4 separate regions of the Mus musculus genome follow, and regions 2, 3 and 4 are each linked to region 1. A link is a loop called in an ENCODE intact Hi-C map of the cell type or tissue named here. Cell type or tissue: left cerebral cortex. All regions are shown on one strand.

Region 1 (8,000 bases):
GATCATACTTTATCCAACCTTTCAGATGGATCCAGTCAATCTCTGAGCCTTCTAAGCATGCAGAGACTGAATAACAGTTACCAAAGCTAGCTTTCTAAAGTCTAACCAATTTTTCCATTTTTCCTACTCCTTCCCACCACTTTAAGGAATTTCCCCTATTCAGCAGGAAGAAGTCATGGAAAATTGTCAGCCTTGATTTATTTGTTTTGGGTGTCTGGTTATGGTTATTTAACAAATATTAGATAGGTTATCATTGTAAGGGATAATTTGGAAATGGACATAATTTTGAAAAGGGAGGAAATAGGATGGATTACTAATTTTATACTTGAACAGAGTATTACGTAGCCATAATCTTACATTGATATAAATTTTTATAATGGATGCAAAATTGAAGTTATAATTTATTACATTGGTACAGAATTTATAAATTGATAGAGAATTTTAAGACTTTCATTGGTATAAATCTGTATATTGACACAAAATTTGAAATTGATATTGTTACTCTTAGATAGGCATTGTGCCTATGCAACTCATTTAAGAACACAAGACTTTGACTCAGTCCCTTTATAGCTGCTATTGCAAACTGTTTAGGGTGATTAAGTAACACAAGTTAAGGGTCAGATAGTAAACTCATGGTTAGGTTAGATTCTAATTTAATTATAATAAAATGCTTTTAATTTATTCAAGTAGAAATGGCTATGAGTAGCTAAGGTTTAACAGTTCAAATATACTTTACAGAGATAATCTTCAAAAACCTCAGAAATCTACAGATTGTGACATTTAATGTTGTTACTTTACTTAGGATCAATTGACAATGAGACATTTCTGCTCCTGACAGCTTCCCCATTCTCCTCCAAAGAAGAAATTGAGCATCAAAATCTGTACATGGAGTTGCTCCAGTAGTGGCAAGACAGCCACTGGACAAAAGTTGCCATGTTCATCTGCTGACAATATATTGTCCAAAGAGGACAAACAGATGTGGGATAGTGGACTGCTAGGCTCTACCAAGGCAGGGTAAACTAGTCCTTCATTTTCCTGCTTCATCTCAAGGCCTGCCAGATGGCTCTGGGACAGAAGACTGAAGACAGGTGCCCCAATGTTTTGAGGAATAGGGGACTGTCCAGGTAGTCAGCTGTCTCTACAATTTGTTTACGTTTTGGAAGCTATGTTTTTGTGCTACCTATACACTCAGGCAATATTTAATTTGTTCTTGGATTTCTGACAGGGTTGAAGACTAGTTACAGTCTTATAATTAAACTTAAGTTGTTTAGCATTGATAGAGATGCTATAGAGTTAAAAGTATTGTTTTCAGATGATAATACAGGCTAAAGTCAGAATTATAATTACAATTATAATTCAGGTATAGAATTATTAGCAGGGGAAAGTTTAGGAGTCTCAGGAGTACTGTAGGGGAGCATTGGTTACTGGGGGAAGGTTTAGGAATGCCAAACCTTTGAGCTAGTCACGTCATGCCAAAAATTAACTGGTGTGAGTATGTGTGTGTGTGTGTGTGTGTGTGTGTGTGTGTGTGTGTGTTTCATTTGTGAATTCAGATTGCTTCTGAGTAGGTGTGCACGTATGACCGTATGACCCACCGGGAGCCAAAGTAGTGTAGCCAACTGCTGATACAAAAGTCAAATCTATTTTTTAAAAAAAAAATTAAATAAACTTTAATACTAAACTTTGGTGTGATGTTTTTATGCACTTTGTAAAGGTTGTCTCTGTATTTTACAAATGCTGATTTGTGAACTGGCAGAGATGTGATTAAAGGCTGGACTTTGATGTCATTAAGCATCATCTATTTCAGTGGTTTGTAAACACTCCCTCTCTTACCTTTTATTTAAAAGTTGATGGTCTATAGCAAAGGCAGAAAAGGAAGGTGCGACTTCTGGAGAGAGAGAGAGAGAGAGAGAGACAGAGAGAGACAGAGACAGAGAGAGAGACAGAGAGAGAGAGAGAGAGACACAGAGAGAGACAGAGACAGACAGAGACAGAGACAGACAGAGAGAGACAGAGAGACAGAGAGACAGAGAGACAAAGAAACAAAGAGACAGAGACAGAGAGTGGAGTCAGTTTGATGAGGGAGACTTGCTAGGGAGACTCTGAGAAAGATGTAAGCCAGAGTAAGAAGGAGAGGTTACTAAATAGCCACATGGCAGAACTTAGAATAGAATAAATGTGTTAATAAGTTATGTCCTAGTTGTGAACAAGCCTAGCTATAAGGCCTAGGCATTTATTCAGGAGCTGTCAGTCCCATTACACTAAACAGTAGTTTTAAAATTTTCATCATCTGAGACACGTTTCCATCAAGTATAGGGCCATCATGTAATGCTGTCACAACAGCATTTCTTTGAAAAGAAAAGCAGTACTAAAGCTAGTGCAGATATGAAGTCATACTTTCTAATACCCAACTGTTGCCCTGCTCTTTAAAGTCACAATACGTAGGTATTTGTTGTATTAACCCAAACTTGCAAGTGAGAGATTTTTCCCAATATTAAGTACAGTATCTGTTAGGCTTTCAGAACTTCCTGCAATGCATCTTACAGTCTGTCTCTGATCAAAGTGCAGATCAACAGATTCTGACTAGAATTTTAAAGATATTTTGAGTAACAATATGAGAGAACACTCTAGCTATTTTCTACCAGTATTAGAGAATATTACCAGTAATATTACAATATTACTGGCAATGAGAAATTAAACTCACTGATAATTAGATGAGCAAATACATTGATTAATCAAAATAACAAATTTATAACCCACTAAAATAAATGTCTTCTTCAAATACCTTAGTATTAGGACATGGAAAGATCTGTAGCTAATGGTCTGGGGATGGGTCAGGATCCTCTTTCAGGAACGTGAGTGTTGTTTGTCTTCTGCATATGACTCTTAGTCAAAAGGCTTGCCCAAAGTGTGGATTTCTCTCCAAGAGCATTCCATATTTAAAGATTAGCCGGTAATAAAGTGAAACAGCCTACCTCCTTGTTTCAGTTTGGAAGACTATGGAAGGAAATCTCAGCTCCTGACTTCCTCTGGGATACTGAATGACTCTTGTCTGGCCTGAGCTTTCTATTGCCGTGATAAAACAATATGACCAATGGCCTGGGAAGAAAAGCGTTTATTTCACTTTACAGCTTATAATTCGTCATTCAGGGAAGTCAGGGCAAGGACTCTAGTCAGAAAGACTCCTGAAGGAACTAAAGCCGAAGTCATGAAGGAGTGCTACATACTGGCTTATTCCACATTGTTTGATCAGCCTGATTTCTTTTAGCACCCAGGACCACCAAGGGTGGTGTTTCTTTTGGGACCCTGGGACAAGAGACTCAGGTGCATATTTTACATATGAAAACAGATCTGGCTTCCAGGTTCTCTCAGCATCCCTAAGTCTCTACCTGGCATACCCTATCCCCAACCCTGTACATTCCAGCCCAGGGGATGGGCTGCCCTTCCCTCAGACGCTCTTTGCTATACAATCTACACATTTTGCTCTCTCTCTCTCTCTCTCTCTCTCTCTCTCTCTCTCTCTCTCTCTCCCCACCCCCTGCCACAAGCCCTTTCTCCCCCCCCCCATGGCGACCCCCCCTGGCCTCAATTCTAGGGGGACAGTAAATCTGCTTTATAATCTAATCTGGTTTGAATTGGCTCATTTTACCGGAGAAAGGACCTATCAAGAGGCACCACCCACAGTGAGCTGGTCCCTTCCACATCAATCACTGATCACCACTGGCTTGTTCATAGGCCACATTGGTTGAGGGCATTTTCTCAGTTTAAGTACCTCAATGACTCTAACTTTGTCAACTTGGCATAAAACTAGCCAGCACACCTCTACTGCAACTTACTCCTGGCTCAATTGTTCTCTGTCTCCCTCCATAACCCCTACTTCTCTCACAATGGTAGGTGATGGCCACAAATGGCACATTCTCAATAATGCTACTCCACATAAATCAGGGAGTTTTGAAAGTATGGCCCACGTCTACTCATATATGGAAATGTCAGAATAAATTCATTATTTTGTACAATTTGTGTACGCTAATTAAAATGTTTAAAGAAAATTAGTCAGAATCTACAATGGGACTTGGGGGCTGGCTCACCTGCCATACAATTGCAAATGAGAGTCCTCATCCTGGTGAGAGGATTCCTAAAAGCACCTAATATGTTATGACTTTGAATGACTCCAGTTTTTGTTATACTAAACACAGGGAGTTCTTTCCTGTTTTGACTTTCCTCTTGCTAGGAGGAGACTGCCACCTTCAGGACACCCACTAATGACGTGTGTGTGTGTGTGTGTGTGTGTGTGTGTGTGTGCGCGCGCCTGCCTGCCTGCCTGTACTGTGACGAGGCTCTCATTAACTGGGGAAACTGGTACAAAGAAATTTCGTCTCCACTCCACTCCGAGTTCTTTCTACAGGTCCAAGACTTATGGGACTTGAGCATCACAGCTTTTGCATGATCATTTAAACGACAGTAAACATTTGTCGAGCGCTTACTACACCGCCAAGTGCTTTCACCACAGCTGTGAGACAGGAAGTACTATCACGACATCCTCACTGAGAAAACGGGAATGAAATGATAGAGGAACAGCGGGGGCCGCAAGACGGAACTCAGTCGGTCCACATTCCAGGACTGCCTACAGCACCAAAGCCTAACAGGCCTCCCGCTACGCCCGAGCATGCGTAGAGAGACACCGAGGCGCCCGCGGTCGCAGGGCGACAGAGGTCCAGCATGCCTTGCGTGTCCCGCAAGATGGCGGCGCCCATGCTGAGGCGCCTGTGCCGCGTTCCGCAGTCCCTGGTCTGGCTACGAGGGTCGCGTGCGGTGCGCCCGGGCGCGCGGGGAATGCTGGTGGCACCGAGGGCCCGCGGCTTGTTCAAGGAGTTCTTCCCCGAGAGCGGCACGAAGACAGAGCTCCCCGAACTCTTTGACCGCCGCAGGGCGGGCTCGTCCCCCCAGACGGTGTACTGCGGCTTCGACCCCACGGGCGACTCGCTCCACGTGGGGCACCTGCTAACTCTGTTGGGGCTCTTCCACTTCCAGCGAGCCGGCCACAACGTGATCGCGCTCGTGGGAGGCTCCACGGCCCTCCTGGGGGACCCCAGCGGCCGGACCAAGGGGCGCGAGGCGCTGAGCGCCGAGTGCGTGCGGGCCAACGCGCACGCCCTGCGGCGAGGGCTCGAGGCCCTGGCGGCCAACCACGCGCGCCTCTTCGCGGACGGCCGGCCCTGGGGCTCTTTCACGGTGCTGGACAACGCGGCCTGGTTCCAGGAGCAGCACCTGGTGGATTTCCTGGCCACGGTGGGCGGCCACTTCCGCATGGGCACTCTGCTGAGCCGGCTGAGCGTGCAGTCGCGTCTCAAGAGCCCCGAGGGCATGAGCTTGGCGGAGTTCTTTTACCAGGTGCTCCAGGCCTATGACTTCTACTACCTTTTCCAGCACTATGGATGCCGGGTCCAACTGGGCGGATCAGATCAGTTGGGCAACATCATGTCTGGCTACGAGTTCATCCACAAGTAAGCTGGAATTGTTAGAGCCTACGGAAACCCGGGGACGAGTATACAGAAGTAGTGTGTTATTCGTTAGGAAGATTGTAAGTTAGAGCTGGGAGTTAGAGCTGCTGGAAGCAGACCGATATTCAAGATTTGGATTGTGTCTGTTTTCCCTAAGTCGCCTTTAGTTTCTTTAGAAATTGTTATTTATCCTGAAAATAATTGGACTTCTGTTTAGAACCGTGTGCACTAATTTAGCTTTTCGCCTCCATAAAGATTTTCACAGCGTTTTCTTTTTTTAAAGATTGATTTATTTATGTATGAGTGCTCCATCTCTATGTAACACCTGCATGCCAGAAGAGGGCACCAAATTCTTATATTATATCCCACATGGTTGCTGGGAATTGAACCCAGGATCTCTGGAAGAACCACTGAGCCACCTCTCCAGTCCTCACAGTTTTCTTGAGGAACATAGATTATATGGCTGGTTCGTGTGCTACACGACAAAACTCATTTAAAAATATTAAAAGCCACCTTCTAAATGTACCTCCTGGTATCCTTTCGCCCAACTTTGTCATTTTTCTACCTGATCCTTCAAAAATCAAGTCCTGTTGACCTGCTCAGGTGCATTCCTCAATTGCACTTAAGCACGACACATGTAGATATAAAATGCGTGTTTTTATGGTTCTTGAGGACCTGAGTCCAGACTGAGAAAGGGTTTTAAAAACATATAGTAAGTAACCAGACTTAAATGTGTACTGTGCTTGGTGGAACTAATTGTGCCTAACAGAATACCATGAATGTATGTGTAGGTTGACTGGAGAGGATGTGTTTGGAATCACTGTACCTCTAATTACAAGTACAACTGGAGCAAAGCTGGGAAAGTCTGCTGGCAATGCGGTTTGGCTAAACAGAGAGAAAACATCACCGTTTGAACTTTATCAGTTCTTTGTCAGACAGCAAGATGATTCCGTAGAAAGGTAAGCTTTAATAGGCATTTGAGAAAAATTAATATGTAGTTATGATTCAGTTTTAGCTAGTGAATCTTTTTCTTTGTAGGTTTTTTTCATTGATTCTATTTAAGGTGTAAATTATTATGTCACATGATATTGCCATTTTTATTTTTACGATACTAGAGTTGAACCCAGGGCTGAATGGCTATTTTATTAGGTAGGTGCTTAACTATTGAGCTACATCCCAGGTCTGGAGAGAAAAAAAAAATGCGATGTTCTAAGTTGCTCAAGACAGCCTCTGGCTTAAGTCTTACCTCTTACATCTTTTGAGGCTTGGAACTTAGCCATAGAATCCCAAAAGTAGGTAGCTGTTGTGAAGACACCTACTCATGTGAGTCTAAATTGTGTACTCTATCTTAATCTTCATAAACTAATTTTGTTTTATTCTTGCTGGTCCTCAAATCTTTTGTTGTATAATCACGGATCCAGCTTTACCCAAGTGCAAATTTCAAAGGGGAAGAAAACTCAAGTCAGATGTGTTGGTCTGTGTTTCCTGTTGCACCAATAACAGTACCAACTATTCTAGAGTGATGCAAGAATAAACTTAGAGATCTTTGAAATAATAGTTGCCAATCCTTACTAAAATAAATTGTATATAAACTATGGTCTTACATAACCTCTACTGGATAGCATGCCTAACAGAAATTCATGCATGTGTATTCTAAGAACAATATAGGTACTTGTGGCATGATTAGCATATGTTCAAAAGGAGACACAATGGCCACAGTAGAGTAAATCACAGAATATTAGTAGCTTTGAAAGCTGTGCTTGTGACATCATAAGTGAATATGCTGGTGTGCCAGAGTAAGTTAGAAATAAAAATGCATTTTTTATGATTTTACTCATAATCTTGTATTTCTTTTATTTTTTTTTTCTTTTTTTTTTCTTTTTTTTTTTTTAAGAGCTAGTCTTTTTTTTTTTTTTTTTTTATTTGTTGGGTCCTAAGACTTCTTTGTATGCTCTTTTTTTTTTTTTTTTTTTTTAATTTATTATATGTAAGTACACTGTAGCTGTCTTCAGACACTCCAGAAAAGGGCGTCAGATCTCGTTATGGATGGTTGTGAGCCACCATATGGTTGCTGGGATTTGAACTCCGGACCTTAGGAAGAGCAGTCAGGTGCTCTTACCTGCTGAGCCATCTCACCAGCAATCTTGTATTTCTTAAGAGGATGATTTCATAGGTTTTGCTTCATAATGGTTCACTACGCTTTGTGATAGATATGTGCTTTTTCTTCATAGCATTTTTGCAAAAGTTAACATATGGAATACTCTTCATTTTTGTTTTTAATTTATTTTATTTGTATGAGTACACTCACTGTATCTGTTTTCAGACACCAGAAGACAGCATCGGATCCCATTATAGATGGTTTGTGAGTGACCATGTGGCTGCTGGGAGTTGAACTCAGGACCTCTGGAAGAGCAGTCAGTGCTCTTAACTGCTGAGCCATCTCTCTAGCCCTCTCATGTCAAAATTTTAAGGATATACATAAAACAAAAATGTCAAAGT
Region 2 (8,000 bases), 460 kb before region 1:
GGATGGGAACAAATCTGTTTTGCTTTGATTCTTCAGAACACTTTTTCTGATGAAGAAAGAGCAAGTATACTTATTTGTAAATATTTTGTTTTATTTTTTAGATTAGGATTAATTGAATGGATTGAAAATACTATGACCTTGAAGGATCTTCTTTTGAGTAATATGTCACAAGAGGAGAAAGTGGCTAATAACAGGTAATGTCACCATGTCACCTTGGACAACCTAAAAATGCATAGAGATCTTTCTGCATTGGGGCTAGCTTTCACCCACCCCACCCCTGTTTTTGAGGATAGATTTCACTGTATAGTCCAGGTTGGCATTGGACTCATGATCACGGGTGCGTACTACCAACCTGACCCTCAACTTGTGATTATTTGTTTTGGTTTCTGAAAGCTCATTAGGAAGACATTTAGCACAAACTAAAAAGTAGACAAATGTATACACAGCAGAGTGTGTCCACCCGCACATGTGCTAACTCTTATGTGAAATGTTACTGAAGCCTTTGCAAACTCAGGATGGGATTGCAGACACTTACCTAGAATGGGTTTTGTATGTGTATCTACATTCAGGAAATGATAAAGAAATGTCGAGAATAGTCTAAAAATAAGGAAAAATGAACTTGTGAATGATTTGTAAAAGATTTAACTTACTGTCAAATGAGGCCTATTAGCAGTGATCTCATGATTGTCAGGCTGCCTTTCAGGGTGACATGCCTACGTCACAGATCTCTTTGTTTACTGTAACATCTTGTTTTTCTCCGTATTTAAAAAAAAATTCTTGTACCTGACTCTGTTGTGCCTGAGGATTTGTATGGGTAGCTGCTTGAGTTTATCTTGGAATCATTAAGCGCACGCCTTTAATCCCAGCACTCGGGAGGCAGAGGCAGGCGGATTTCTGAGTTCGAGGCCAGCCTGGTCTACAGAGTGAGTTCCAGGACAGCCAGGGCTACACAGAGAAACCCTGTCTCGAACCCCCCCCCCAAAAAAAGAATGAATATGGCATATTGAAAGTTGTATTTATTTTTCACTGTTTTTCAATACTCTTTCAATGTTCTTTGCCATGCAGTATACCTCCTTAATTCTAATTCCCCTTTTCTTACTTGCTAGTGACCCCAAAGCGCCGATCCGTGACTATAAAGACTGGCTGATGAAAGTGTCGGGGAAAAGCGATGCTGGAGCCTATGTGCTAATGTACAGGTGAGTTGGACTTTTCTACTTTTGTTCATTCTTTTAAAAAGTGCATACTTTTGATTCTTGAGAATTTGGCATTAGATGTCTAATGATATGGTTAGAGCCCTGACTTAGCTTATGTGAGGCCCTGGCATCTGTGTCCAGTACTGAGAAGGGAGGGAAGAAGGCAAAGAATACTTTTTTTTTTTTTTTTTTTTTTTTTTTTGGTTTTCTGAGACAGGGTTTTTCTGCGTAGCCCTGGCTGTCCTGGAACTCACTTTGTAGATCAGGTTAGCCTTGAACTCAGAAATCCACCTGCCTCTGCCTCCCAAGTGCTGGGATTAAAGGCGTGCACTACCACTGCCCAGTCAAAGAATACATTTTGCTGTAGATATCATTAAAATATAGTTATTTGACATTAAGAATACTTTTTTCTTTTGGGTCAGGGTTTGGTTTTGGTTTTGGTTTTTTTGTTTTTTGGTTTTTGGTTTTGGTTTTTTTTTTTTGAGACAAGGTCTCTCTGTGTATCTCTGGCTGTCACGGAACTCAGAAATCCACTTGTCTCTTCACCCAAGTGCCACCATGCCCAGCTGATACAATATTTCAGTATAAATAATTTTAAATTTTAAAGTCACCAGAAATTTGTTCTAATGACATGTTTTTCTTAAATCACAGCCGAGCTAACCGTACAGAAACAGTTGTAGCTTTCAGAAGAAGGGAAAGTCAAGTGCCGCCTGACCTCTTAAAGTAAGTAAGTCTGTCCCTTCACACCCCAGAGGCACAGCAGAGATGACAGATATATGCTTCTCCCTCCTAGGCGGGCCTTTGTAAAGATGAGCACCAGCCCTGAGGCCTTCCTGGCACTGCGTTCCCACTTTGCCAGCTCCCATGCACTGCTGTGCATCAGCCACTGGCTCCTCGGGATTGGAGACAGACACCTGAACAATTTCATGGTGGCCATGGAGACAGGCAGTGTGATTGGAATTGACTTTGGACATGCGTTTGGATCAGCTACTCAGGTGTGTTGTGCTTAACTCTCACTCCTGACTTAGAATTGGAATATGCACTAGCCAGGATTCTCTAAAGGAGCAGAACTGATATAATGAACATATACATGGGATTTATTAGAGTGGCTTTAGACCATGGTTCAGCTAGTCTAACCATGGCTATCTTCTGACAGAAAGGGCAACAAGCCAGTACTTGTTCAGTCCAGGATGTCTCAGCAGTTCCAGTCAGGTGCTAGAGTCCTGGAAGATTCCTAGAGAGCTGCTAGTCTTCAGTTTGTGTTGGAATCCCAAAGAAGATTATATTATAGATTATAATAGCAGCAGAGAAATGCCTGGGCAACAGGATAGATGAACTTGCTAGCAAGACCTAGGGCCCTCTATACAGGCTGCCATCAGGTGTGGCCCAGATGTAGTATAAGAGTCTTCCCACCGCAAATGAGCCAATCAAGGAAACCCTCACAGGTGCACCCAGAAGCGTGGATTTTAGTTGATTCCAGAGGAAGTTGACAACCATGTGGCATTAACACCTCCAGAAATTAATTAAAGGAAGTTAAGTTGACTTTGGCATTGTTATGAAACCTGACACTTTTGGAAGAAACAAATAATCTCGCCCTCATTTTAGGCTCCTACATGACCTGTAAGTCATGGGAAACACAGTGATATGTAATCAGAGCTAAGAAGAAAAAGATATTATGTTGTTACAAACACGTATAACTAGAGTGTCTTATATAAAATGTCATTTAAGTTGTTTCTGTTGAGCTTCTGAGTCTCCCAGGCTCTGGGTTACTCCATAGAAGTTTATGCTTTGAGAGGGTAACACAATCTGAATTGATTATTCTTGGGTATAGGGATTCTCTAGCTGATTTTTAGAAATGTGAAGTACCTAGGTTTATGCTTATAACCTCAACACAAGGGAGGCTGGGACAGGAAAATGATTGCAAATTCAAGGCAAGCGTGGCCTTTAGTGTTAGACCCTAGCTTAAAAAACAGGACCAGTGCGATGGCTCAGTGGGTAAATGTGCATGCCAGCAAGCCTGGTGTCCTAAGGTCAGTGCATAGAACCCACATTATGGTAGAAGGAGAGAACCAGCCCCCGTTGGGACAGAATAAACATGAAAGGAAGGAAGGAAGGAAGGAAGGAAGGAAGGAAGGAAGGAAGGAAGGAAGGAAGGAAGGAAGGAAGGAAAAGGAAGGAAGGAAGGAAGGAAGGAAGGAAGGAAGGAAGGAAGGAAAGAAGGAAAGAAGATACCGTTTGTACCGTCACTAAAAGGAAAGGACCCCCTAGGGCGGTGCTTTATGTGCATTGTGCCTGTTCTCTTGAGAGCTCTGGTCCGTATATGTCATCGTCAGCACCACTATCATAAGGGGAGGAAAGGGTTTCTTTGGCTTACACTTCCACATCATAGCCCATCACTAAAGGCAATCAAGATAGTAACTCAAACAGGGCAGGAAACTGGAGGCAGAAGCTGATGCAGAGGCAATGGAGGGGTACTACTTACTGGCTTGTTTTACATGGCTTGCTCAGCCCAGAACCAACAGCCTAGGGATGGCACCACCCATAATGTGCTGGGACCTCCCCCATCAATCACTAATTTAAGAAAATATTGTACAGGTTTGCCCCATCTTATAGAGATATTTTCTCAATTGAGATTCCCTCCTTTCTGATGACTTTAACTTTCTGTCAAGTTGACATAAAACTATCCAGTACATGTACTTAGATATACTTTTTTCTCTTATTTAGTTTCTTCCAGTCCCTGAGTTGATGCCTTTTCGTCTAACCCGCCAATTTGTCAGTCTCATGTTGCCAATGAAAGAAACGGGTCTCATGTGCACGGTCATGGTGCATGCACTGAGGGCTTTCCGCTCTTGTGCAGGTCTGCTCACTGACACCATGGAAATTTTTGTGAAGGAACCCTCCTTTGATTGGAAGGTACATTTTGGTTTTGGACAGACATGCTCATGTCTCCTTTGGATTGTGAAAATACATCATTGTATTTACTGAAATGTTTATATTATTTTGTGCTACATTTCTCAAAACTAACCTAAAAAAAAATCATATAAAAAGCAAAACATTTATTTGGAGGAAACATACTACTATGTTTAGTTTGCGCCTAACTGGAGGTGACAGTATCGACCCATTAGTAACATTAAGTACGAATTCTGTTTTCATACACAATTTGTTGCTCTGATTGTTGTTTTAATTATAAACAGGGTCTTACTCTAGCCTGGGCTAGCCTAGAACTTTCCACATAGCCAAGGCTGTCCTCGAACTCAAAAGAATCTCGTCTCAACCTCTTGATTTCTAAAATTATAACAATCCTCCTCCGAACCTACAACTTTTGAAAAGAAATGTTTAGTTTTTATGAGTGTTTTGCCTGCAGGTATGTAAGTGCATCATATGCATGCAGTGCCCACAAAGTCCAGAAGAGGGAGCACCTGAATTAGAATTACAGAAGATGTAACCAATGTTTCTGGGACCTGAATGCTGGTTGGTCCTCTGTAAGAACATCAAGTGCTCTTAATCCTTGAACCATCTCTCCAGCCAACAACAACCTTTGATTTAAAAATCATTCCATGTGAATTTTTCCTTAATTTCCTTATCTAAGAACAGATAATGCTGTTTGACTCAATTATCCAGACTATCCCCGAAAGCATTAAGCTCATCTTTTTATGTGGACTTCTTCTCACCTCTCTGCATCGCATGATCATGGTGATATGTGCCATGTCAGTGTCTGACTAGAAAGCTAGAGAGCTGTTCCAGTTATAGATCTTTGTTTTAGGGTCATTACTTGGTTTAATGTTTTTTAATGTAATTTGTATATGCTATTATAATAAGTAGAAAAAAATGTGTTTTTTCCCTTAGAGTTTTGAGCAGACAATGCTGAGAAAAGGAGGATCATGGATTCAAGAAATAAATGTAACGGAAAAGAATTGGTATCCACAACATAAAATACGCTATGCTAAGAGAAAGTTAGCAGGGGCCAACCCAGCTGTTATAACTTGGTAAGACTTGTGAATGCAGAATCAGTGTGTGTTCAAAAGTGCAAAGCACTTCACACACTTCTGAGCAGTATGGCACTTCACTGTGTAGATGGAGAAAGTGACTCTTAGGGCGGCTTTACCCCTCCAAGCCCAGCCTGCAAGGACTGGGCTCACACCCTTGTCTGTTTTGTGCTTCTGTACAGTCAGCACCAATAGGAGAACTAAGGTCATGCCATAATATTGTTATGCATATGAGGCTTGGAACTCATATTTGCCTTTGTACTTTATAGGGCATTTGGCCCACTTGATCCTGATGAACACTAGTGTCAGGCATTTGACTACTATCTCATAGTGAAAACACAACGTGGGCTTCTCAGGTAGGAACCTGAGCTGCATTGACCTTTAGGTTTGCTTGAAGTTTTTAAAAATTGAAATCTAAAGTAAACAGAAATGTGGAGGTATTATTCCTAGGAAGTAAAAACCTTAGACTTCAGTTCTGAGCAGTAGTAAGATGTACTCTGTAATTGACTTGATTTTTCACAATAGTGTCAGATCTATACAGTGACTGGTGCTAGTAAGAGAATGAGCTGCAGAAATCAATTCAAAGTCTATCAGACTTAAATGTAAAACATTAAGTTGATCTTCATGATGGCACTTGGCTGTGACATAACATTGCTAGGCATGACCCCAGAAGCACGAGGAAGACCAAGACACACAAGCTGGACTTGAGAATTCCCAGCTGTGCTTTACAGGGTGTAGGCAAGAACAGAGGAGGACTGGGACAGTAAGTGAGGGTTCCTGAGCTAATCTAAAAGCACAAGGCCTGGCTTCAATTCCCAGAGCTAGATTTTGTTTTAAAATTAGGGTTGCAGAAATGACTTAGCAATAAGAGTGCTTGTTGCTTTTCTAGAGCATACATGTGCATGAACAAGCAAATAAATTTAAAAAAAATTTTAAGAAGTAGGGCTAGAGAGATGGCTTGCCATTAAAGAGCATTGTTGGTCTTTGAAAGAGCCTGGTTTGGTTCTTCCACCTCCAATCATCTGTACCTCCGGTTCTAGGGAACCTGAAGCCCCTTCTGTCCTCCTCAGACATAGGCATCATGCAGTGTACATAATGTGCAGGTAAAACATCCATACACATACAAAGAGTCATCTCTTTAAAAATAAAAAAAGCGGGGCAGGGCTGGCAACATGGCTCAGCGGATAAGAGCACTGACTGCTCTTCCAAAAGGTCTGAGTTCAAATCCCAGCAACCACATGGCATGGTGGCTCACAACTACCCATAGTGAGATCTGATGCCCTCTTCTGGTGTGTCTGGACAGTGTACGTATGTATAATAATAAATAAATCCTTGGGCCATTGTGAGTGGGCTGACCAGAGTGAGCAGGTTGACCAGATTGAACAGAGGTCCTAAATTCAATTCCCACAACCACGTGAAGGCTCACAACCATCTGTACAGCTACAGTGTACTCATATACATAAATAAATCTTTTTTTAAAAAAAAGGGCAGTCCACATATTGACAGAAATCTTCAAGTCATATTATTTGAGAATAGATTCATGCCTAAAATAAGTTTATGAGTTTTTTAAAGGCACGGTGTGGGGCCAAGGGGTGATAGAGAGACAGCTCCGTAGTTAAGAGCATTGCTCTTTCAGAGGGCTAGAGTTCTAGTTCTCATTTTACAAACCTTATAACCACTTGTAATTCCAACTCCTAAAGATCTGATGTCCTCTTCTGGACCCTGGAGGCACTCACAAGCACAGACACAAATCTCTAAAATAATTTTCCTTAAAACCCAGTGTGGTGATACAAACCTGTAATTTCAGCAGATGGGAGGTAGACGCCATCCTTGACTATATATACACTATATATATATATTTTTTTAAAACATGATCAAAGTAATCAAACATTTTTAAAACATGATCAAAGTAATCAAACATTTTTCTTTTTGGTTTTTAGAGACAGGGTTTCTCTGTATAGCCCTGGCTGTCCTGGAACTCACTCTGTAGACCAGGCTGGCCTCGAACTCAGAAATCCGCCTGCCTCTGCCTCCCGAGTGCTGGGATTAAAGGCGTGTGCCACCACGCCCGACTCAAACATTTTTCTAAAGAAAAATGTACAAATGGTACAAATGGCCACTAACTCGAGGGAGACGTACTCAGCATTAGTAGTAGTTTAGCAAATGCAATGACAATCCGCATCTTGTGTGTTATGACAGCTTTCAGATGAGATGAAGTGTGAGCAGGGGTGTGGAGAGCTGCATGGATGGTGGGCATGGAAATTTAAATAGAGTTACAATTGTAGCCAGCATGCCCACTCCTGAGTGGCTACCCTAGAAAAATGAAAGCTTATGTTTGAACAAAAATTTCCAAGCAAATGTTAATAATAATGTTATTATTCATGCTTTATTTTTCTACCAACCCAAACTTTGAATTCACAGTCATGAGTGACATGAGGGGGAAAATGATAAATGATAATATTTATAAAGGATAGCCAGAAATACAGGTCAAAAAGGAAAAGTTATTTGTGTCTGTCTTTTCATATTCATTCAATACTTTTTTCCAGTGATGAGCTATATCTAGGCCATGAAGCTTCATCCGCCTTTAGGAGTTATACAGCTGTAGCTCGAGGCAACAGAGACTACAACATTCGTGCACAAGAGCCAGAGAGTGGGCTTTCAGAAGAGACTCAAGTGAAGTGCTTGGTGGACCAGGCCACAGACCCCAATATCCTTGGCAGGACTTGGGAAGGATGGGAGCCCTGGATGTAAAGTCTGTGGTGTCACCAATCATAAAGCATTCTGTCTCCGAGAGGACCTCCTAGACCTTCGCTGACAGCAG
Region 3 (8,000 bases), 670 kb before region 1:
GAAGACATCAACAGGTGAGAAGTTTGATGTGTAGGTATATTGTCTCCCAGCCTTTCATCTCACCAACAAAGCCACCTGGAAGTCCTGAAATCTCAGGTTAAAAATCTTGGGCTGAAAATGCTTGTGGTATGGGGGATAGTCTGCTTATAATTTCAGCACCAGGGAGAAGAAAAACAGAATTTTAGGGCTTGCTGGCCAGCCAGATAATCTAGTCTCCTTGCTGAGTGGAAAAAACCCTTTAGAAATGATACCCTCTGGCTTGTATAGCATGTCCTGACACACAAGAACAGCCTGGACTCTAGACCTGGACAACATGGACAAAGCATTTATGACCCCGGGGATCTCTGAGCCGCTCTCTGTCACCTACAAAATGGAGGAAGGGCATAGTTGAGGACATCATAAATACACACATCTATTTTTGTAGTTAGTGTCTACAAGGAAAAAAGCACTTTGCCTCTCAGCAGTAACAGTACCTATAAAACAAATGTCTTTTATGCTCTTACTACTTCTACACTTGCTTATGCCTCTCCTCTATTTGTTCCTTTCTCAACACCTTTGCTGGACTCAAAGGCCCTCCACCCCACCATTCCAGTGTTGACTCACAAGGCCTTTAAATACATTTCATCCATTTCCGCTACCTACTTTTTGCCACTCTTGGCTAATCCTTTTTTTTTTTCCACTTAGAAAGTATATGCAATTTGCCAACTTCTGAAATTAGCTGATCAACCAGCAATCCTTGCCTTCTAAAAAAGTATTTTTTGTAAAAGTAGATTTTACCTAGGAGCTATCTTCCTCACTCCTTTTTTTTTTTTAATGGTACACACATAGAAGAGTGATCTACCACTAATTTACACTATAACCATCACACATGAAAACAGGTAATTCTGACCTGCTTACAGCACCATAAAATGTCTAAGTTAGAATCCTAATGTCCCAGAATTGAGCCACCATCAGAATCTAAATGAACTCAGATGTCATGTGCTTCACTGAATTACATACACGAGTAGAAAAATCTTTCTCTTCTAGGATTTTCCTACTTACTTTGAAAGAAAACTTAAATTCTCTGTTGAGATTCTAAATTTTCTAGAGCTAGGCTTTTTTGTCCTAAACACTGGCTCAGAAATCCCTGCTTCAGCCAGTCACAGATGCAAACAGCATTTTCTACTTTCATCACTGATTTCTGTTATCTAAAAGAAATTCTACCACATTCACTTTTCAAACGGTCCAGGACTTTGCCTATCCCCTTAGGCACAGACGCTTACCTTCTGCCCATGTATGATTTATCCCCAAGCTAGAATTCTTTCTTAGGTTTAAAGGAGAGCTCAGACACTAGGTTTGCTCAGCAACTGCTTTTATATTTGAGCCACTTTTCGGGTCTTCAGAATTTTTCATCAGTGATGAAAAAAGTGCATACCTACTAACTAGCAATTTATTATATTTGAATAAATTAATTACAGAGTAACAAATTGTTAAGTCATTTCTATCAGGTATTCCAGTTAAGTTAAAAAACTGCATACCAAGTTCATGAAAGTATACAGAATAAATCTTTTCAACTTATAATTTAATGCTACACAATCCTTGAGATCTCTTTCTACATAAGGCATTTTACACTACTAAATATATTACCTTCTGGATTCAAGTTTCTCATACTCTTTGTCTTCAACGCATTAAAAGGTCTGACTTGAATCTGATGTTCTAAGATGGAGTCAGGATAACGGTCAAAGAAGATCTCATTGACAGCCATGTCAAAGGTTGGTATAACCTCCTGTAAAAACAAAGATGTAGGAGATGAAGAGGTGACTCAGGAGTTGAGAGCACTTGTTGCTCTGACGATAGGACTCAGGTCTCAGCGCTTTTATCAGGTGGCTCGTAAACCCCTTAACTCTAGCTCCAGGGGTCAGAAACCCTCTTCTGGGCTCCACAGAATCAGGAGTTCAAGGTTCTCTTCAACTACAAAACTGCTCCTGAACACTACCCTGCCTCACCAGCTCCCAATTAACACCCCATCCCCAACCCAAAAAAGATAATTTACTTCATGATACCCAAGAAACCACTAATAAAACTCATTATTTTTAAGAAATACTACTCGTTAGCAAATATAAAACATATTCATTTTAACTGCAGTTGACAGTTTTAGAAAATAGTCAACCTTAGCAAGCAGCCTTTTACCCAAATGTAAAATTCTCCTTTCCAGGAACCTTTACTATGATCTGGAAGCTCAAAGTCAACTTCTCACCTGTGGGTAGGAGATGAGCTGTCTATACAGATTTTTGCTAAATGATTTTATGTGTTCGCAGTTCACATTTAAAAATGGCTCTCCTGTAATATTAATCTGTAAGACATATGGACAAGTCGTATTTTACTAATTATATTATCTCAAAAACCAAAACTTTCACTTGTAAATCATATTTGATTACCTCTCCAAGTTGTTGCATGTACAAAGGTTGAGTAATATCTATGCCAACATTTTCTTCTTCTTTGGCCAGAGGATCAGTAAAACACTGAAGGAATCTCTAGATGTAGAGAAACAATACTAAGCATTAATGAACTTAGGAATATGTAACTATTATTAAAATGCAAAACAATGAGACCAGCAAGATGGTCAGTAACTAAGGATGCTTGGCTGGAAGCCTGACAACCTGAGTTGATTTCCATAACCCTCACAGCGGGAAGAACCAGCCCCTACAAACTGGCCTGAAACCTCCAAATAAAAGCTGTGAAGGGCAGGTACCCCTGCCCCCAGCAATAAATATGTGACAAATTTTTTATGAGTATATAGCTATCTGTACACAAAAATAATTTCTCTGTTTTGGGTTTGAGACAGGGATCCCATTAAGAAGCACAGGCTGGCCTTGGACTTGCTGTAAGCATTTACTACCTAGCTGCTCGTGGTGGCATGCACTTTTAATCACACTCAGAAGGCATATGCGTGTGTGAGCTCCAGGAAAGACTGGTTAACAGATCCAGCTCCAGGATAGCCAGGGGAACATAGAAAAACCATCTTGAAATACCAAGAACTAAGGAAAAAAAAAGTATATCACCATTTTCCGCATGGCATATCCCTTTTCTGGAATAAAATCTAGACCACTAACAACCTGCTATTATGCACCATGGCTATTCACACATAGGTTATACTTTCACCCGAAGTCTCAGACTGAGTTTTAGTGTACATAAGCTTACCTGAAAATTCTCTTTACATGTTGCCACATTCACATCTGTTCCCCAAATCACAAGCTTTTGGCCTAGAGACTGTTCACTTGGTACGATGTCTTCTGCTGCTGCCTATTGAGAAAGCGAGGATAGAAACATGTTAATGGGATGACCTACTTTATGCTCTCAAGGTAACACCATCAGAGATCTGCTTTGTACTCACGCCATCAGACTGCAGATCCACCTGCAAACCCTTTCGTGCTGAGCCCAGATCTGGCCTCTGCCTTACAGGTGTGCCTCTCACCCCACTTCTTGGGGTTCCTTCCACTCGCGAGCTGGGAGTGCCATATGTCAATGGTGAACTAACATCAAAGTCCAAAGGAATAGCTATAAAGACAAGATATTTAGCTTTACCATGAAATCCCCATAAGCACATCAAATCCCAATTCCGGAATGCTGTTTGACAATTTAAACAGAATACTTTACTGCAATCTTTCATACCCCAATTGTAGTTCTACTATAAAGTATGCTTTCTTTGCTCACTAGGTCCTAAAATGTACCAACTCTGCTTCTCTCCTCAGGTGTTTCAGTGAAGAATCTATCAGTACACACAGAATAATAGCAACTGGTAAACCAGCAAAACCGACGGCTGACCCACCTAAAGAATGCATCTGAGGAGGGCTGGAAAACAAGGCATTCTGTGCAGGTGGGCTCTGCAGGTCGGCTCCTGGTGAGGTGGGCATTGGCAGTAGCTCTCCGGTGGAAGAATCTTCGCCTCTACGTCTCCGATTGGGTGACGACCTGCTTTCCTCACTTCGAACTTCCGTCATACAAAACAAAAAAGACGATCAACGCTCAAGCTTAGTCTTCCAGGAAGTGCCTTAGGGTAGTCATATTACTTAAACAAGAACACCCCCCCCCCAAAACCCTCAAACTGGAACAGAGGGACAAGGTGTAGGAAAAGGTGGGTCAACTGAACTGACCACGCCAGACTGCCTGGAGACGAGAGCCCAGTATGTGGGTGACAGAGGCTACTATATGCTCAAGGCCTGTCAACCACACACCAGGCTCGAAGGACTCAGGACTTTCCACAGTGCTGCGGGAAGAGACACGAGGCGGAAAGGGGGCAGATGAAGGAGGGAACTCACGGGACTGGGTTGGGGTGACTCGTCCGCGTCGGCTGCTGCGGCGGCTCGGGGTGGATGCCGGGGACGACATGGTGCTGTGGTTGCTGCGCGACAAAAGAAATCTGGCTCTCAGTTGTCCCGCTCCGGGACCTCTCGTACCTCGGATCCGGGTTAGTTGCAAACGCGCACAAAACGGCGAGTCAGGGTTCTGCGCCACCCAGGAGAACGTTCCTGGGCCCGCAGGGTGAAGCGATTCCCGCCAGCCGCTCTGTCGTCACAGCGACCGAAGACGCCTGGCCAATCAAAGAGGCAAGCGCGCGTAGCTCCGCCTCCGGAAAGCGCCGTAAGTGAACTCTGAGAAAAGGTTTCCGGCCAATCACAGCGGCAAAGGCGTGTAGCTCCGCCTCCGGAAGGCGCCACTGCAAGCCGGAGGGGGAGTTCTCGACCGCTACCTAGGAATTACAGCCTAGATTCACTTGCACGCCCCTCGCCTTGGATGGGCCAGCCTGCAGCGGGATTGCGTTTTGGCGGGAAACCCGGGGCCGGCACAACTCCCTTGTGTGTTTACATTTGCGTTGTCCCGAGTGCAAACACCAATCTGTGATATCTCCGCATGGTTAGACTGGTTCTGTCCCTTTGCATTCCGATGTGTACATGTTAAACGCTACAGATCTGCAGGCCGGTGCGCGTCTTCACCCCCCCACCCCCGCGAGAGTATAAGGGAGCAGTTCCGGCTGGGCCTTCAGGGAAGAGCTGGCTAGAGTGCTGAGACGCGCATGCGCGAAGCGGTGCCGGCGTGATGGCGGAGGAGGGAACCGGCGTACGGTGTTGGCTACTGCAGCTGCAGGAGTTCCTGTCCGCAGCAGACCGCTGCAGTGCTGCCGGGGCCAGTTACCAGCTGATTCGTAGTCTGGGGCAGGAGTGCGTGCTGAGCACTAGCTCTGCAGTGCAGGGTGGGTAAGGTCCCTAGACGCAGGGCTCAGCGTTTCTCTCCGTGGTGCGTGTAGTCAACGTCCCGTAAAGTTTATGGAATTGGTAGATGTGTATACTGCTCTCTTCCTAGTATCTGAGGAAGATGCTTTAAAACAGGTGTTGGAAAATGACCACCAAGTTTGGTAGTCATTTTTATCCAAAGTTGGATGAGAGTGCAAGATGGAAGTATTTTCTTCCAGAATAAACTCGCTTGAACTCAATAGGACCTTGACAAAAATCCTTTTTTCGTTGCACCATGTTTTCAGAATAATTGCAAAAATTAATGAAAGTCATGCAATTCTGTAGACATTTTTATTTTTTAGGTTAGGTATTTCCTATCTTGGGCTATAGCCCAAGATAGTCTGGAATTTACTATGTATGTAGAACAAGCCTTCAAATACTGGGGTTATAGATGTGAGGTACCACACGTGCCTTGCTCTTTTTAACCATTTAGTAATTGATGTGTTAAAATAGAGGCTCGAATCTGAACACAGCACACTGGGCCAAAAACAGTTCCACGTGTAAGAGGTTTGGAGGGGGTGGCAGAAAGAGAAGGCGCAGAGAGAGAGAGAGTGAGAGAGGGAGGGACATTCCCTTTATTTATATGGAAAATGACAACACAGGTAAAGGTGGGAGGTGAGCCAAGTGGATATTCTGGGAATATGGTGCCTGATGTCTTGGCAACAGGTCTGCTGGCCTTGCTGTCGCCTATGTGATGTCATAGGTTTGGGAGGTCCTGATGCCAACATACCTCCCTTGTTATAATAAAGAGAAGGAAAGAAAAAGGGAGGGGAAAGCCATGGTGAAAAGGGAGCAAGGGTGTTGTGTCTCTTAAGCTGCTTCCTGTTGTCTAGGGTGTCAATTTTGGGGGGTAGCTGGTTTTCACCATCGGGATCGACTTGGTAAACGTTCACATCAGGTTCCTCTGTGGACAGCAGCTCTTCTGTGGGCAGCAGCTGGCAATACTGTAACAGGAGCTGATTAATATTTGGTTAGGAATTTTTTGTATTTCTCATTGAAGGAATGTAGAAACAAGATTAATGAGGCAGGGAGCAAATAACACCAGGAAGATGACTAGGAAAGGTGCTTATCCCAGCACTCGGGAGGCAGAGGCAGGCGGATTTCTGAGTTCAAGGCCAGCCTGGTCTACAAAGTGAGTTCCAGGACAGCCAGGGCTACACAGAGAAACCCTGTCTCAAAAAATAAAAACAAAAAACCCAAAACAACAACAAAAGACAAAAACAAAAAATGAAAGGGAGCATCCACTTCCATATAGGATTTTCAAAAATCCCAGAACTGGAGGCCTCACGGTCCCTGAAGTTCTCTATGTCTGACTGTAGCTCCTGGGTTTTATTTCTCACTGTCCTGGATTGGTTGATGTAGAAACAGCATTTTTCTTGAAGGAACAGGCAAAGACCACCTTATTTAGCTGTCAGGACATCTAGCCCCCATCAGTTCTGAAGCACCCCAGCTGCCAAAGAATCGACCAACAACTCCTGTCTCCCACCTGGAATCCCATGGGTCTTGTATGCAGAAAAAGAGTGTCTTGTGTTGATAGAAGAAATGATTGGTCTGTGATCCTAGCATATGTATTTGACAAAACCAATATGGGCAGCCCCCATATTGTCTGGCCATTTTCTACAATAATCTTTTATGTGGTAAAAGAGAAAGCAAGTATAGAAATCATTATATTTAGATGGGATAACAGATGACAGCAATTTGGATAGGTTCCTAGCATCCGGCTACGGAGGAGTTTCCTGACCCTATTTGGAAAGACTGTTATGGGGCGGGGGGTTCCTTGCACCTAGAATCGCCAGATGTAAGGGCTGCCCTGGATGGAAATGAACAGCAGGGGGGAGGACAAGAGACCCATGTCTAATCCAGTGAGGTCAAGCTTGGCTGCTGGAGTGGAGTCTCATTTTTCTGGGATTGGGGGCAAAATAGGTGGTCTTCACGTCCTCCAGAACTTAACAGAGCATGGTCCTGTTAGGGTCGATGTGTATGAAGAAGAGTCATTTTTAGGTGGAGGAATGTAAGGTTTGAGATGAGACAGATGGACCCAATGAGAGAGTCCATGGAGTTTAGCAGCTGTAGGTGTCGTGAGGATTACCTTAAAAGGGCATTTGGGGGAGAGGGGTGAGGGTCAGTGATCTGGAGGGGATAGAAGGACTTGGTCTCTAATGCTGACAGGCAGTGGACAGAACACAGTGTGTGGCCAAGGTAGATGGTGGTCAGCAAAGTTCCATAGGAGAGAATGGAGGTGGCAAATTAATGGGGTGAGTAGATGGTCTGAGAGGGGAGAGCATTTGTGTGAAAGACCAGGAGTTAGGACTGGATGTCCATACATGAGTTCAAAGGGCAAGATGAGGAGAGGTCACTTGGGGAGAGCTCATAGCCTGCAAAGAGCCAGAAGTAGGAGTTTTACCCAATCAAGGTGAAGTTCTTGTGACAGCTTAACAAGACTGGTTTTTAAAGAGCGGCTAGTTCTTTCTACTTTACATGAAGATTGAGGGTGTAGGGAATATGAAAATGCCAGGGGATGTCTAGGGCCTTAGATAGTATTTGAGAAACTTGGGAAGTAAGTTCGGGACCATTGTCTGATTGAAGAGAGGCTGGGACACCAAATGGAGGGGATGATCTCTAGGAGGAGATCAAAGACTATCTGAGCCCTTTTGTTAGTTGTGGGAAATGCCTCTACCCACCCCGAGAAGGTGAGAAGGTGTCTACTAAGACCAGGAGGTACTTAGCATG
Region 4 (8,000 bases), 570 kb after region 1:
AGAAGAAGAAGAAGAAGAAGAAGAAGAAAAAGAAGAAGAAGAAAAAGAAGAAGAAGAAGAAATAAAATCATTTCTTAAATGAAAAATAAATTACAAACTGGGAAAAAGACTTGCCCTTGGTATCCATGGTATATGGCTCCATGACCCTCAAATACCAAAGACATGTCCTTTGTATAGAATGTCATATTTGCATATAGTCACTGGTGTGTTACAATAGCAGCTCTAGTCTGAACACAACACACTTGGAACAAGCAGTTCCACGTGTGAAAGGTGAAAGGGAAGAGGTGGTGGCAGAAAGAGAAGGGGAAAAAGAGAGAGGGGAGAGGGGCATTCCCCTTATTTATATGGAAAACGATGTAATGCAGGTAAAGATGGGGGGGTGAGCCAAGTGGATTCTGGGAATATGGTAGCTGTTGCCTTGGTAACGGGTCTGTCACCTATGTGATGTCATAGGTTTGGGAGGTCCTGATACCAGCAGTCACCTTCATTAATCACTGGTTTATAATCAGAAATGTGCGGTTTTTGCCAACTCCATACCAGTTGTGCTAACTCAGGTATTTTGAGGTTAGATTCCTGTTCTTCAGTATAGACTGTAACAGGTGCCTCACCAGAGTATATTTTATTCTTCAGCTTTCAGAAGATACTTCAAGAGGGCCTTGGGTCCTTCTAAACACGAGATCTTCTGATGTCAGGAACTAGGTGTTTGAGTGGTCTTCATGAGCCAGGGTTGAAGCCTAGTTGAGAATCGAACCCAGACAGACTTAGCTGAAGTTTGGTCAAAGACCTTTGCTAGTTTGCACCAACTACAACCTACTTCTAACAGCAGAGAAAATGTGGAGAGCACACCCCAGTAGGATTACAGGCTAGGTAACACAAAGGTCTGTCCATCCCAAATCATCACTCTAGTAACAATGAGGTAAACCTGCTCCACACCTGTCACTTGGCACCTGCTCTCCCCCAAAGTAGAGGCCCAGGGATGGCATTTGCTGGGCTCCTTTGCTCGGTAACTGTGGAGATGACAACAGGAGACCCCATCCTTTGCAAGAAGGTCCCCCTCCAAGATGCTTTTATCATCCATTTGCCCCGTGATCATAACAATAGGGTTCAGACAAATGTTCTGCCTCAGAGATGGGTACCTGGCCAAACTGAGCATGACCTTTGACCTAGCCAGCTCTTAAACTTGTTCTGAGATCACAAACCAGCCAGACCAAATTCAGTAAAAACAGCTTTAATTCTACAATCCAGCCTCCAATGGGGGCTCATAGCAACACCGCAGAACAAGGAAAAGCTGCATAATTCCATCTTCTAGGCTCTGCAAAACCTCACGTTCTACCCCTCCTTCCCATACCAGACTAGCCGAGCAAAGCAAACTCTGTCTTCAGTTCAGGGTCTGAATGTCTCCAGAGCCTAAGATCCCAAATCTGTATACGACTTTTCTCCTTCCCACTCCCTCTCCATCCTCTTCTTTTCCTGGCTCCGGAGCCCCACGGCACAGTAATACACAGCCTCGTCCTCAGGCTGCAGTTCAGAGATGCTCAGATACCCCAGGTTCCTGGTCGTATCTTTGGACCCGGAGAAGCGAGGTGGGATATCGGGACCCTGGTGCTTGTCTGAGTGTGAGAAGTATCTCAGCAGGAACCTGGGAGGGTGGCCCGGCCTCTGCTGGTACCAGTAAATGCTGTAAATGCCAATGTTATGGTCGTTGCTCAGGGTACAGGAGAGGCGGATGGTGGCTCCAAGGGAAGAAGATGCTAATGGTGGCTGATGCACCATGGGCTGAGGGCCACAACCTGAGAAGATAGAAGCATGTCCATCACTGGGGCAGAGCAAGGCCATAGGAGGAGCAAAGAAGCCCTGGGCCCCAAGAGTTTCCTTACCTGTGAGATAGGCCAGCAGCATGAGCAGGACAGACGTCCAGGCCATGGCTCCAGACCTGCAGCACCCTGCCCCCTACAGCCACTGCTCCTGGGCCCTGACCAGCTGGGAAGCACTCTCCTCCCTGCTTTGGGGAGAGGGTCACTGCACCCCTGGTTCCTGCTCACCACCCTCCCAGGCTTTCTGGGCTCTGTGACTCTGTCACTTACCAGAATGGTCTAATGGAAGCCTTTGTGGCTCTGGGTTTGACCCAGGGAAGCATTCTGGGAGGAAGCACCTGCTGGAACGTCATGGGCCAGAACCCAGGACTGCGGGCTTGTCTCCCTGAGGGAGAGTGACCTCAACTCCCCTTGAGAGGCTGAGCCCCAAATAAGCAGATCTGTAGTTCACTTTAAATGCCTGGTAAAGGGGACAAGAGTTTTCTCCTTAAACCTAAGCCTCATATCAGACCCCAAATATGTGTGGGAGCAGTCACTGGGCCTCTTTAGATGTTCCTCTACCATATGTGAGCACACTAAATAAATCTCCTTCCTCTGCTTTTTAGTATTATCTCTTTTAATTACATTTTTATTTTCATTTCTTTTGTGTTCACATGGCCAGCTTGGCAGCCACTGTCTGCCTGCTGAGCCATCTTATAGGTTTCTTACTTGTCTCGTTGACAAGTTGGGGCTGTCATAGCCAGTCTTGGTAACAAAAGGATGGCTTAAAAACATAAGTTTGAGGCCAGCCTGGGTCCACAGTGAGTTCCAGTGAGTTCCAGGATGGCCTTGGCTACATAATGAGACAATCTGAATATATACATACATATATATATATATATATTTTTTTTTTTTTTTAAGACAGGATCCCACTATTTTGCTCTGGCTGGCTATTCTGGAACTCAATGTGCAGATGAGGCTGGCCTCGAACTCACTGAAATCTGCCTTTCTCTGCCTCCCAAGTGCCGAGATCAAAGTTGTGAGCCACCATACCAGGCTATTAAAAAACGGTATGCTAATAAAGTCATCAAAACTATTTTAAAACTTCCATAATTCTAATACTCTAAAAAAATTACATATTATCTTCCAGATACATTAACACAAGTAGTGTGGTCTTCAAAATTTTAAAAGGTGCTTTGTTTTGTTTTGTCTTGTATAGCCTATAGTCCCAAGCTGGAATGAAATTCACTATGTAGCCCTGAATGACCTCTAACTCGCTGTCTCAACCTTCTGATTGCTTGATTCCTGGTAAGAGCCACCATCCCGCTCACAGATGTTGCTAACACTGAAAAAGCCTGCTATCTGAAATGTTTAAATTATTTTAATTATTGGGCTGGTTAAGTGGTTAAGGACCTGGGTTCAATTCCCAGTACCCATATGGCAGCTCACAACTATCCCCAGTTCCAGGGAATTTGACACCCCCGCACGGATGTGCATATGCAAGCAAAACACCAATGCATATCAAATAAAAATAAACTTTACATTTTTATTTTAATCATTAATTGCATATTTTCATCAGTTCTCGTAATCATACTGACAATCGTCATTAATGTCTTCTCCGGATGATTTTTTGGAGACACAATGGAGACTTGGGGAGCCCCTGCTGCTCCCAACAGGAAGCAGACAGCAAGGCACCCGGAACTCACCAGCCTCGGAACTTGCAGACACCTTAGTGTCGACATCGGAGGGCAGATGAGGGGACGCCACAGACGGACAGAGCCGGAAGTGAGTTCGTGAGTGGCCACCGGGGAAAGCACAGCCGGAGCGAGAGGCGCAGCGGCACGGCGGGTGAGCAGTGGGATGCTGGCTGCTCGAGGAAGCGGAAGACGCTGGCTTTCCCCAGGCATTTCCGGAATGGTAGCAGCGCTCCGACCCGGGCGGGGGCGTGGGGGAGGGTCCTGCCCTGGCGCGGCTTTTTCGCCATCCAGCCCTCGCCGTGGGGCCTCTGGGCGGCGGTGGAGCCGCGTTTAGTGGGCAGTGGTCGCTTTTCCAACGAGCTCCCCGCGGCCCCGAGGTGAGACGTTTCCCCCTAGTTGAGGGTAGGGAAACCGGCTCAGGGAAGTTGTGCTGCCCACAGAGGCTCAGGCCTGCGGTTTGCGTTCTTATCCGAAGGTTCCACTCGCTGCCTCCCGGAGCCTGCTCTGTCTGGAGACCCAGGCTGTTCTCGGACTTGATCTCTGCAGATTAGGAGAAAACTTGGGTAAACCAATGAGCTAGAGTCGAGGGCCAGCTAGTTATGCATAGGGAAGAACGGATGACCTCTCTTAACCTATTTGGAACCCGGCCTTTGGGAACAGGACTGTGAAAAGCCAGGACGACTTGGATTTGATAGCCAGAGAAAGGGGGGAATTTTCACCGTTCGCCAAGGTCCCTTGTCGCTAGTCTGAATTGTTATGCACTGCGATTTATTCTGGCTTTTTAAACTAGGATGATGAGATGGCTCAGCGCTCTTACAACCAAGGTTCCGACCCCGGGAACTCACGTTGTAAAAAGAGAGAGCTGAATCCCACAATTTGTCTTCTGACCTGTGACCGGCAGCATGTGCGTGCCCATACATATCCACACACAAAATAACTGTTTATTTGTTTGTTTAACTTTAACTCCTATTTTATAGCAATGTTGGTAGACAGAGCTGCAGCATACTAGATACAAAGAAGGAGTTAAGAGACAGGCTTATTTTCCTGGATCTGTAGGTGATTAAAAGTCACTGAAGTGTTAAATTCTTAGATTTCCCATGCTTTGCTGACCCCTTTTGGGGCTCCTCAAGTTAAATCCACTACTACATAATACAAAAAGAAACCTCCATATTTACAGTGCTTTCCAAGGGACACTGATTAGTGAGGTGTGGCAAAGAATGGGCAGGTTGTCTTGCTATTCTCTCTTTGCAATCCACACCTAAATAGCCCTTTGCTTACCTAACTCCAGAATAGGACAAACTATAGTGTCAGAGCCTTGGCAGAAAAGACTTGGTATATCATGTAGGTTTATGTTAAGGAGTCTTATTTAAGTGATCATATATAAAAATTTTGGCTAGACATTTTGGTGTACTCCTGAATTCCCAGCACTCAGGAGTTGAAGATAGGAAGATCAAGGCCGTAGTGGCTATATAGTTAAGAGGCCAGCCTTGGCCACACAAGACGCTGTCTTTGCCCAATACACACACATACACACACACACACACACAGCAAAAGCTTAAGTGAATAGTGTTGTTTCAGAGTCACAAAGTGTGAGTGTGGTGTGTAGGTGATGCTTATAAGCCATCAAGTCCAGGTTTTCTCATTGGTTTTCACTTTGAAATGGAAGATGAGCCTTAATTAGGGAAGTCTTGACATTAATCACAGTTACAAAAGCTCTCTAGAGTAGAATCTGGTCTAGGTAAAGGGAAATGTTCCTGTCAAGGCCCTGGATTGTCTAGTTCTGTACCTTAAAAGAAGAAAAAAAAAATGTTTTAAACAGCTTATTGCTATGTAACTGAGTATAGCCTAAAACTCAAGCTTCCCCTGCCGCATCCAGCCTCGTGAAAGATGCAGTTACAGGTGTATGCCAGCATACTTGGCATTAGAAATCTTTTTTCTTCCTTTGAAATAGTGATAGAGCATTACAAAGTCCCCTTGTGCTGAAGTGCTAAAACTACTTACTTGTTTTGAGTCAAAGCTGAAGATAAATGTATATTCAAAGTGGACGGCAGCTGCATAGCCTGGCAAGTGGACGGCAGCTGAGAGCGAGTTGTGCCTTTCTATTACTGACCTTTACCTGGATATGTGACAGAGTCCGGCTAAGGCAGCGTGTCTGTGTCTGAAGGGACTTGTCAGTCTAGTCAATAATTTGGATCTTAGGTTGTAGAAGAGAAGAAGAGATACAAAATTCCCAAAACTTGGAAACCAGAGAGAAAGAATGCCTAGAAATAGAAGTGTTTGCTGGCAGTAACGTTAGGTGTTGCTGCTGTTGCTACTGCTGCTGCTGTTTTTAATGTGATGAGGTCTCACTGTGTAGCCCTGACTGTCCTGGAACTCACTGTATAGACCAGGCTGCCTTCAAACTCATGCTAAGAGATCTACTTGCCTCCTACCAAACCCAACATAAAGTAAGTTTTTGGTTTGGTTTGGTTTGGTTTTGATTTTAATGATATATAAGCATATTATTAGTTTTACAGGTAAAACTGTTGTCATGTATTCAGAGATTCATTCAATTGTGTTTGCTCACCATCTACTACTTCCCATTAGAGTGAGAAAAAAAAGTCCCTGCTGTCACATAGCTAGCTTATTTTTCAGGAGCTATAAGGTAAGAACCCGATAGGAGTCTATATCAGGCTTAGTAAGTACTACAGGGCAATATAGCAAAAACATTCTTAGAGGCAACAGGATAGAGCACAGGTTCTAGAGCAAACAGGTTCAGGGTCAAATCCATGTCCTACAACTCCAGCTCTAGTGTGACCCATGTTCCCATTATAGAACAATATGATGACAGTGTCTCCATCCCAACCACAGTGGCAGGACTGTCCCAACACCTAGTACTTTCTTTGGAAGAGACAGGAACTTTAAAAACCTTCATAGAATAATCTGTTTCCAGTTTTCCTTTCTGGCCTCTGACTCCTCTATCTGATAGAACCAAAACTTCCCCAGAATGGACATCAGAGGCTATGACAATTCCCAGTCATTTCTTTTCATTGCTCCAGCAAACAAGCATTGCACACTAGGTACCAAAGAAACAGCAATAACCTAGATAAGCCATGGATAGACAGGCCTGCGGTGCCAAGTGTGGTTCTCAGGGGGAGTTAGGTCAGGAAGTCAGAGGCAAGACAGTTTTTGAAAATACTTGGCTCTTGTGTGAAATTTTATATTTAGGGAAAACATTCAAGTTTTTACTTGGGGCAATTTTTATTCTTTTATGGCCCCAGAGCAAGGACTGTAACAGCCCAGGTTCACCTCCATACATGATAAGGAGTAACAGAAACCCTTTTAGTGAAGGAATTTTCATTGACATCTTCATTGTTTCTAAACAGTGCTCTTTGCTGACTACTAGGTTGTTTCTGATCTTTACTTTGAATGATAATGCTGATGACAATTCCCCAGCAATGTTTTCTCACGGCTGTCTCATCTGGTCCTTCCATCACAGTCCTGTCTGCCTCACAGGGCTCACTGTCCACGTGAACAGTCTCACTAGCACTTATCATTTGTTTCTGTGCTTGCTTCTCAGTAAACCTACAGCTTACCATTTCTGCTAGATTAGCTAGCCAGCTTGCACTGTGATCAGCCTCTCCACTTTCCCAGTGCTGGGATTCTAAGCCCATGCTACCACATCTTGCTCTTCATGTTGGTCCTAAGGATCAAACTTGTGTCCATATGCTTGCACGACAAGCACATCACTCACTGAGTCGTCTCATTAGGAAGCAGATGTCTCACGTCACCTTTACCCAGAAGGTTGACCTTGTCTGAACAAAAGTCTTCGGGTTTTAAAATATATACAATAGTGTATTTATAAATATTAATGCAGCTAGACATGGTGGCCTAGGACTATAATTTTGTCACTTTGAGAGACTGAGACAAGAGGATTGCCACCAGTTCAAGGTCAACCTAAAATACAGAGTAAAACTCTTGTTACAAAACAGTAATGTTGTATGTCTGTGGATCAAAAAGAAAGGGAGACTGGAGGTATGGTTGGTGTTAGGATACTTGCCTGGCATGCATGGAGCCCTGGGTTCAACCCCCAACACAACAACAACAAAAAAAAGGAACGTGGGGCTGGAGAGATGGGCCCAGGTTCAATATGTATCACCCATGTGGTGGTTGACAACAGTCTGTAACTTTATTTCCAGGGAATCAGCACCCTCTTCTGGGCTCCACATGCAAATATTCAGGGGAAACATACATATAAAACATATATATATATAACAGATATATATATATATTATATATATGTTATTATAAAGAAAAAATACATCTTTTTTTTTCTGTTTTATTTTGTTTGATGTGGTTTTGGTTGGTAGGGTGTTTGTGCTTATTATTGTCTTTTGTCCTCCCCTGCCAGCAGGTTTCAAATGATATATCCTGCCCAGAAAGCTACATCAGGGGCCAACAGTGGTCCAGATATGAAGTTTGCATGTCCTCTTGCAAGGTATAACTGGCCATAGCACAATGTAATGTGAGT

Evidence for each region. Peaks named below come from ENCODE experiments on the same cell type or tissue, not always from the same donor. Only the 100,000 strongest peaks of a DNase experiment are listed, where the experiment ranks them.
Region 2: a loop joins it to region 1, with 3 times the contacts of the local background. A loop is called at or near these places in 8 of 42 quality-filtered maps.
Region 3: it touches region 1 in a loop (3.0-fold over the local background); 6 of 42 quality-filtered maps call a loop at or near these places.
Region 4: it touches region 1 in a loop (5-fold over the local background); 6 of 42 quality-filtered maps call a loop at or near these places.

What each region holds. Positions count from the first base shown.
Region 1 is chr16:16,298,244-16,306,243 of GRCm38, forward strand. It overlaps Yars2 (tyrosyl-tRNA synthetase 2 (mitochondrial)), which reads left to right and starts at 4,722. Exons shown (of 5, transcript NM_198246.2): 1 at 4,722-5,504; 2 at 6,293-6,460. The coding sequence starts at 4,741. In left cerebral cortex, CTCF peaks have their summits at 4,209 (motif pointing left), 4,445 and 5,812 (motif pointing right); DNase peaks (open chromatin) are centred at 4,318, 4,676, 5,321 and 5,856; H3K4me3 peaks cover 2,519 bases; H3K27ac peaks cover 1,676 bases.
Region 2 is chr16:15,834,046-15,842,045 of GRCm38, forward strand. Prkdc (protein kinase, DNA activated, catalytic polypeptide) reads left to right here. Exons shown (of 86, transcript NM_011159.2): 80 at 102-194; 81 at 1,107-1,196; 82 at 1,845-1,916; 83 at 1,987-2,188; 84 at 3,918-4,106; 85 at 5,040-5,179; 86 at 7,726-8,000. The coding sequence ends at 7,930. Among named protein-coding and RNA genes, the nearest start is that of Mzt2, 25 kb to the right of the region's middle. In left cerebral cortex, a CTCF peak has its summit at 4,598 (motif pointing right); a DNase peak (open chromatin) is centred at 4,602.
Region 3 is chr16:15,632,813-15,640,812 of GRCm38, forward strand. Mcm4 (minichromosome maintenance complex component 4) reads right to left here and starts at 4,588. Exons shown (of 16, transcript NM_008565.3): 1 at 4,299-4,588; 2 at 3,809-3,970; 3 at 3,374-3,537; 4 at 3,181-3,282; 5 at 2,418-2,513; 6 at 2,237-2,332; 7 at 1,627-1,765. The coding sequence starts at 4,368. It overlaps Prkdc (protein kinase, DNA activated, catalytic polypeptide), which reads left to right and starts at 5,054. Exons shown (of 86, transcript NM_011159.2): 1 at 5,054-5,230. The coding sequence starts at 5,077. In left cerebral cortex, no CTCF peak of the experiment used is centred here; DNase peaks (open chromatin) are centred at 4,682 and 5,043; H3K4me3 peaks cover 2,167 bases; H3K27ac peaks cover 590 bases.
Region 4 is chr16:16,867,189-16,875,188 of GRCm38, forward strand. It overlaps Vpreb1 (pre-B lymphocyte gene 1), which reads right to left and starts at 2,067. Exons shown (of 2, transcript NM_016982.2): 1 at 1,878-2,067; 2 at 1,213-1,790. The coding sequence starts at 1,923. The coding sequence ends at 1,408. It overlaps Top3b (topoisomerase (DNA) III beta), which reads left to right and starts at 3,548. Exons shown (of 18, transcript NM_011624.3): 1 at 3,548-3,867. In left cerebral cortex, a CTCF peak has its summit at 3,487; DNase peaks (open chromatin) are centred at 3,565 and 3,955; H3K4me3 peaks cover 1,731 bases; H3K27ac peaks cover 1,272 bases.